Linked DNA regions of Homo sapiens: region 1 is linked to region 2. The links are chromatin contacts, found by Hi-C or POLR2A ChIA-PET in ENCODE. All regions are on one chromosome and are shown on one strand. Each heading gives the region's core, a stretch centred on a gene start or an enhancer-like site at or near the end of the contact. The rest is flanking DNA. Distances are from core to core; before and after follow the strand shown.

Region 1 (3,731 bases), core at 37-2,536, 3.9 Mb before region 2:
CTCTCTATGTCTACATCCCAACTCCAGAAAACGAGAAATCGAGTTCCTCCTCTCACCATCGAAGCTCTGCAGACACCTCGCTGGAGACCCCATGGTGAGCCTCATCACGTAAAGGCCCCCTCGCAAGCTGCCGGCTCCAGCTTGCGCCCCACGTCTACCTAGGCTCCCTCTAGCCTCTTTAACGCACAGTCGAGCAACAGGCCCCTTGCAATCAACTCTAGCCGCCGGACTCCCGACCAGGTCTCTCGCTCGGGGTCAGAAGGAGGCGCGGGAGGGAGGGCGGCGGCGGCGGCGCCCGCGGGGCGGGGCGGGGACTGTGCGCAAGCGGGGGGCGGGCGCAGGCCGCGGTCTCGCTCCGCTCCCCTTTGTTCTCTCCCATTGTGTGGCACTTCCTCCTCAGGCGCTTCTTCTCTGCACCCTGGCAGCCCGTGGGGAGTTCGGGAAGGGGCCCTGGATGCCTTTTCTGCTTGTTTTTGAGTACGTGAGGACCTCCCCGGCACCGCCTCGCGCGGGTCCCTGCCCCGTGCCCAGGCGGAGGCGGGGTGGCCACTGTCCTTCCTTCCCGCTCCGCGCCCTCGGCGGCTTCCCCGCGGCCCCCTGCGCCGCGCCCCCTCCAGGAGGCGTCCTGACCCCGCACTCCGGCCTTTCACCTCCCGACCGTCAGCCTCAGGGCCGCCGCGGCGACGCGCGACCCCTTCCCTCTGAGGGGCGCGGGCTCCGGACGCGCCGGGCTCTGCCAGGCATCTAGTGGAGGGTCGGAGGTCGGCGACCAGCCCGAGCCCAGCCGTCCCGGGAGCTGGCGCGAGTGTCGCCACGACCCTCCCTGTCCCTTGCGCTCGCGCTGCCCGGCCGCCGGGCGGCCGCCTCAGCCCCCTTATATAGCCCTCTAAAAATAGCTCGCCTCGCACCGCCTTGTAAGGCAGCAGGGAGATCCGCAGCGTGCCAATCCGCGCCCGCCGCCAGGGCCAAGCCCCGCCCCAGGCTCTGCTCCGGGCTCCCCATTGGTCCTCAGTGACTTCATGAGCCCCCTGTTTACCTTACATGGTCACACGCGGCCTAATGGACGCCCTCCTCGAGATCCCACGGCTGCGCGGAGAACCGAACGGAGGGAGGGAGTTTGGGGAGGGGGAAGAGCAGGAGGAGGAGAAAAGGGAGGGGGAAGACTACAAACTAGCAAGGATGGGGTGGGGGGTGGGGAGGGAAGGGAAGGGGGGGGAAGAGAAGCGATCGCGAGAGAAAAAAATGCAACCTCCCAAAATAAAGAGCAAAGATTGCATTAGGAGCGAACAGCGCTGCAGAAATAGATGGCAGCTTCGTGTCAGTGAGTTTGCATCCCCCTTCCTGATCCACGAGCTGGAGTGATTAGAGCCCTGGAAGGGAATTGTTACTCCCGTGGAGAAGTCCCCTTTTCCTGGCAGTCGTCTGCACTGTACACGCTGGATGCCTCTCTCCATCCACCCCACTCACTCGCTCCTCTCTCACCTCCTCTCTCCCTCTCCTGCATTGATTTTTTTTTTTCCTTTTTAGTTGACTGAAACAAAACAAAACAAAAGGGCCACTGGATGTCTGCCTTCTTGGGGGGTGAGCCAGACAGACTGACAAACAAACAGCCCCAACTGTGTTCGGGGGAGGGTTTCGCCTCCCGTTTTGCCCGGCAGCAGCAGCATGGACGTGTTGGCTAGTTATAGTATATTCCAGGAGCTACAACTTGTCCACGACACCGGCTACTTCTCAGCTTTACCATCCCTGGAGGAGACCTGGCAGCAGGTGAATGATTTAAATTACTTGTGTAAATCGTGTGGTGGCGGCGGAGACGCAGGGGCTGCGTTGGTGTGGGCTCTGGGTTGAAATTTTTGTTTGTTTGTTTGACTTTTTTTTCTTCCTTTTTGGCTGTCTGTTGTTGAAAATGTTTTCTGAAACAGTCATCTGCGCTTACCTCTCCACCCACCCCTAACCTCGTAGAGTGCCGAGCTGAGCAGCCGGTGCGAGCTGCCTGCGTTTCAGTCGCCAACACACATCCCTGCGCACACGTTGTCGGGTTTGCTGTCCCCTATCAGAGACCTGCCGAACTTCTGGGGTTCGGAGGAGCCGGGTGGGAAGGTGGTTTGGGGTGTTAGGAGCGATTGCTGACAGGGACCACGTTCTCGCATGCATGAGCTCTACCCACTTGATACCTGAAATCAGGTTCATCTGTTTCAACTGGTGCTTATGACCATCGGATGGGGGGCGGGGGAGGGTGGGCAGGAGCAAAGCGGAGTGTTTTTCAGTAATTAGCGAGTGTCAATAAAGAATAGGAGCTTGATTTTGAGATTAGAAGGTAGGCAAAAGAGAGAAGAGCCCACTGACAAAAGATACTCAAGGAGGACGGGAAGATGTAGCTGAGGCTGACAATGAATTGTAGGTTTTCCCAGTGTGATCCCTCCAGAAAGAGAACACCCTCTATGCGTGTCCTTGTTTCTCTTTTTTGTTTAGGGTCCTTCTCTAGTTAGGCAGCACAACCTCGGACAAAGGCTGATGTGTGCTTCCATGCCTTTGACTTTGTCTTAGAGGACTAGTTAAGAAACTCCCAGGATGCTGAAGGGCACCGATGCCAAGTTGGCTAGCCGTCCCAGGGAGGATGAAGTGGGGCTGGTGACAAGTTCACTGGGCTTTGTGAAGTGGAATAAAGAAAGTGCTGGTCAGTGGAAAGTGCTGGCTCTGCTGCGGAAACAGTGGTTTTTTTCAGCAGCGATTAGGAGCTGCTGAGGGGACATTCTGCAGGAAAGATGGTGGGTGGGGGCGGGGGGACACGGGTATTTAAAAATTGTACAGTGTGCACCATGGAAAGTCCAAGAAGACAGTCCGGATTTGCACATAGGAAGTGTGAACTTGTACAGTCCGTCCTGGAGAAACCCGCTTGCCCTTGGGGGGAGGGCTGTGAGAGGCTCGGTGTGTGGCTGCTCGTGTAATTTCTTCGCTTAGTGACAGCAGCTTGTTAAGGCTAATGAACGGCTGAATTTCCTCTGCCGGGATCCAAAGCAGGATTTGCCAGCTTGAGGCTGAGATGTAACAGTCTCTGCTTTAGCAAAAGAGGTTTGGCTTTTGGTATAAGGAGCCGAGTGGCAAGGCGGATCCTTTAACTGTACCATTGTTGCTAGTTCACTTCTGGTCAGAGGCTGTGAGTTTTCCTCCAGGTATTGGCGTCTGGTGTCTCTGTGTCCACACATGCATTCTTGTCCAAGGACGCTAGCAGATGCTTGACTCTGTCTCTCTGTAAACACATACACAGTTCACATATTTTTAGAATAAAGTCTTTCTTCAATGCATCCTTTTCCTTATCCTTAACGAGAGTGTGTCTCATGAAGGGTCTCACTGGATCTTTTTCTTCCTTTTATTTCCAATGCTAATTAAACCAAAATCTTCTGAAATAGCCTTCATTTCACACTGTCAGCCCACTGGTATGGAATCGGTTGCATATTAACAACTGTCTAGACAGGTTAGAGAAGGGAATCTGTTGATTTAGTCAGCCTGCCCAAGGCAGCCCTTGTTTGTGACTAACTGTTAAGCAGTGTTAGAAGGAAGAAAGTTGGCTTTATTTGTTAGAACGTTCCCTACTGATGAATCATGCAACTTTGTTTTGGTTCAAGTTTTCAGAGTAGTAAAGCCAGATTTGGAGGAAGGTCTCTTCACAGGAAACCTGCTTTTCTAGATCTGGCTAGACCATCCAGGACAAACTCTAGATCTGCAAAGAA
Region 2 (3,872 bases), core at 89-2,588:
TCAAAGAAGAGTATCATTTTAAAATCACCAAAAATTCAAGAACCACTAAAATTGTTTAGTTTCTCAGAAAATAAGATTTCAGGAAGTCCCTGATTGTGTAGTTGCAAGATTCTAGTCTAATCCATTTACCTGCTCGGAAAAGAACATTTAAGAAGGTGTATGGTCAATTCCAGCAGTTCAGCTACTTTTCAACTTTCACTGTAAAACCACCACCTTGCTTTGTAGAACAGGTGTTTTTTGTTTGTTTGTTTGTTTGTTTTGAGATAAGAGTCTGGCTCTGTCGCCAGGCTGCAGTGCAGTGGTGCGATCTTGGCTCACTGCAAGCTCCGCCTCCCAGGTTCAAGCGATTCTCCTGCCTCAGCCTCCTGAGTAGCTGGGATTACAGGCGCCCGCCACCACAGCCAGCTAATGTTTGTATTTTTAGTAGAGACGGTGTGTCACCATGTTGGCCAGGATGGTCTCGATATCCTGACCTCGTGATCCGCCCGCCTCAGCCTCCCAAAGTGTGTAGAACAGGTTTTAAAGACGGTCCTCAGTCATCAACACTTTTGTTTTCAGACCCTCCCTCTCTCGCTGACGGAGGCAAGTGGAGAGAGGAGGACCGGAGGCTCGCAGAGGCGTCAGCGGCAGAGGAAACCTCGCACCCGAACCCGCAGCGCGGCGCTCTCCCCAAAGAAGCATTTGCCTGGAGCCCCTAAGAGGAGCAAGACCTGGACCTCGAGCACTTTGGATTCCAGTCAGGATAGATCGATGGACAGATGGAAAAGAGGAATACACAAGTGCTGGGAGAATCCTCAAGAAAGGAGAAAGGAGTGGCGCGCCCAGGAGTCTCGTCCTGACACACTGGGAAATGAAATTTGGGTTTGGCGAGTTATGGCCAAAAAGCTGCCCAAAGTACTTGAGAGCCGCCTTGGAGAGTGGCGCGGGGTGCCTGGCAAGGTGAGACCGGCCTGCGGGGGCGCGGGCTTTTCCTCAGCAGCTCTACGCCCGCCTGGCCCGGCGCCTGAGGGGTAGCGACGCAGCCCACGTCGCTCTCAGAGCTTGCCGGGAGGGGCGTCACGTGACTCCGGGTGCGGTCCCCGCGCTGAAGCTCTGGAGCGAACCCGAACCCTCCTCTCAGGCCCGCCCCCTGCGGCCCGCAGCGGGCAGGTTGGCCTGGATGCCGGCGACAGAGAGACTGGGGCGGCGCCCGGGGCCCCAGAGAGCCAAGACGGCGCTCACCGGATAGAGGTAGAGCACGGCTCCCACCAACGCCAGCAAGAAGGTAACGGCGAAGATCGCGAAGTCCAACATGGTTCTGCCGCCCAGGGAGCCACGTCTCGGATCGGCCGCTCCAGCAGCAGCGCCTCAGCCTGGCCCAATTTAAGGCATAGCGTGTGGGCGGGGGCACCCCGCGGGACCCGGAAACCAACGGGCCGCTGGGGGCGTGACCGAGGCCTGCGGCCGGCGCCAGAGGAAAGAGCAATGGATCGCCGAGGAGCCGGGGCGCGGGTTCCTGAGCGCAGCAGGCCGAGGCTGAGGCCGCCTAGCGCCAGCCTCCACCGCAAGGCGGGGATTTCGGTGCACACGATTTCAGACAGAATATGCCCGCGACTTCGGACCGGGTTGCTGGCGAAAGCAGAGCCCAGCTTTCTGAGAAAAGTTAGGAGTTAGTAGTGCTCTGTCCGCCCAACAGTTTTCGCAATGGATTCAGAATTAAAACCTCTAAACCGATGATTTTCGAAGAGTGGTCCCGGTACCAGCTGCATCAACGTCGCCCGGGAGCTCGTTAGAGATTCAGATTATCGATGCCGGGCGCGGTGGCTCCACCTGTAATCCCAGCACCTTGGGAGGCTGAAGCGGGAGGATCGCTTGAGCCCAGGAGTTTGAGACCAGCGTGGGCAACATAGTGAGACCCCAGTCTCTACAAAAAAAAAAAAAAAAAAAAAAAAAAAATTAGCCTACAGTGGTGGCGCTTGCCTGTGGCCCCAGCTGCTCCGGAGGCTGAGGCTGGAGGATCACTTTAGCCGGGGAGGCAGAGGCTACAGTGAGCCGAGATGGCACGACTGCACTCCAGCCTGGGCGACAGGGCGAGACCCTGTCTCAAAAACAAAACAAAACAAAACAAAAGGAAAACAAAATAAAAAGATTCTCGATCCCAAACTAGACCTACTGAATCAAACACTCGGGGTGGGCAGGGGTAGGGGGCGCGTACAACAATCTGTTTGAACAGAGCCCTCCCGGGGACACTGTTACACACTTAAATTTGAGTGAAAACCACCACTGATCTAAGCGGGACAGGGAAGTGTCTGGGAGTAAAACAAGAGTAGATACGCCTTGTTTCGCAGAATTTCTGTCTGAAGTACTAGTAAATGTGATTCTTTGACACTTTCTGGTGAGCGGAGGCTGCACACTGTTCAGGTTTCCTTGCTCTGTTAACTCTGACTTTCGGTAAATTGCTTCAGTTTTCTAAGCTTCCATTTCCTTCTATGTAAAAAAGTGAAAATAATACCACATGGAGTTGCCTGTAGGTTAAATTACATATTTTATGAAAATCACTTAGCACAGCTCCTGGCAAAACCGAATAAGTGCTATCTACGTCAGCATTTGGCGTTTGTTGCCCTGGGCATAAAATACCCTAGGACCCCTCTTTCTATTTCGCCTGGCTCAGAAGTTTTGACGTGGCTACTGAAATACAAGACAAGGCCTGCTACTTACTAGTGCTGCTTTTAGTGAAAGTGTGCTAAAAGTATTTATAGATTTTATAGCTTTAATAATATAAAATGTCAAGAACAGGCAGCAATTTGGCAAGAGAAATTCCAGATTGCATTTTACAGCTTCTATGATAAATGACTGTTACATAAGCAGGAAACATACCTCATTGAAAATGGCAACTCTTTTGGCATCTATAGCAAATATAATGAAACATGCTGTTTAATATTTCACTTGGCAGAAATTGTATTTTTAAGTCTTTCTCTGCATATAAATGTGCTTTAAACTGTCGTATGTTCAAAGTTCATTTTTAAGTCTCTTGTTCAGAATTTTAAAGATATTTCTTGTCAAACTGATGTTCCCAATAGGTTTTCAAAACAGTAAATGTAAGAGTTTTTTGTTTGTTTGTTTTGTTTGTTTGTTTTTGAGACGTAGTCTCCCTCTGTAGCCCAGGCTAGAGTGCAGTGACGGGATCTCGGCTCACTGCAACCTCCGCCTCCCAGGTTCAAGCAATTCTCCTGCCTCACCCTCCCGAGTAGCTGGGATTACAGGCACGCGCCACCATGCCCAGCTAATTTTTGTATTTTTAGTAGAGATGGGTTTCACCATGTTGGCCAGGCTGGTCTTTAACTCCTGACCTCGTGATTCGCCCCTCTGGGCCTCCCAAAGTGCTGAGATTACAAGCGTGAACCACCCCGCCCGGCCAAACATAAGAGTTTTAACTGCATAAGGTAGCCATATAACCGTAATCTTAGGTACCGTAATCTTAGGTACCAATCCTTCAAGATATCTAGAATTCTCTTTTAGTCCTAAATTGACCTACATCCTGAGACTCTCTGAACTTTGAGGGCTGTAAAAAAGAGACAAAAATTCCAGAAATTGTCAGGGCACCATATTTTATAGTGTGAGTCTCTAAACTAGACATCTACCTCCTCTTCCTGTGTTCCTAAAACGTTTTGCCCAGATACTCCCTAAAAGCATATATAAATAATATATATATAATATATATATACACATACACACATATATATCTTTTCACACATTTTTTGTATTGACATCTAAAATTTTTATCTTGACTTTAAAGGATTAAATTTCTGTCATATTATAAATATTCACGTTTTGAAATTGTTACAGCTCTCTTTTAAGTGTATGAAAAGGAATGTAAATATAATAGTGATGTG

What was found. A loop is a pair of places that touch in the nucleus more often than their neighbours do. ChIA-PET counts read pairs that join two places held with the same protein, here RNA polymerase II (POLR2A). Pooled maps may share reads with other maps.
Region 1: a map of CD4-positive, alpha-beta memory T cell shows a loop between it and region 2 (20-fold over the local background). The contact joins the promoter of KLF7 here to the promoter of CYP20A1 in region 2. A Hi-C loop is called at or near these places in 1 of 168 maps with a recorded cell type or tissue (CD4-positive, alpha-beta memory T cell) and 5 of 50 pooled maps. POLR2A ChIA-PET finds 5 or more read pairs at or near these places in 1 of 52 experiments (activated CD4-positive, alpha-beta T cell).

The regions. Positions count from the first base shown.
Region 1 is chr2:207,163,503-207,167,233 of GRCh38, reverse strand. It overlaps KLF7 (KLF transcription factor 7), which reads left to right and starts at 1,286. Exons shown (of 4, transcript NM_003709.4): 1 at 1,286-1,767. The coding sequence starts at 1,666. MIR7845 (microRNA 7845) reads right to left here and starts at 834; the gene lies at 736-834. RefSeq lists enhancers at 1-150, 151-858, 859-1,567, 1,575-1,674, 2,276-2,984 and 1 more and a silencer at 445-1,084.
Region 2 is chr2:203,236,484-203,240,355 of GRCh38, reverse strand. It overlaps CYP20A1 (cytochrome P450 family 20 subfamily A member 1), which reads right to left and starts at 1,338. Exons shown (of 13, transcript NM_177538.3): 1 at 1,222-1,338. The coding sequence starts at 1,293. RefSeq lists enhancers at 618-907, 731-1,302, 1,588-1,637 and a silencer at 1,308-1,517.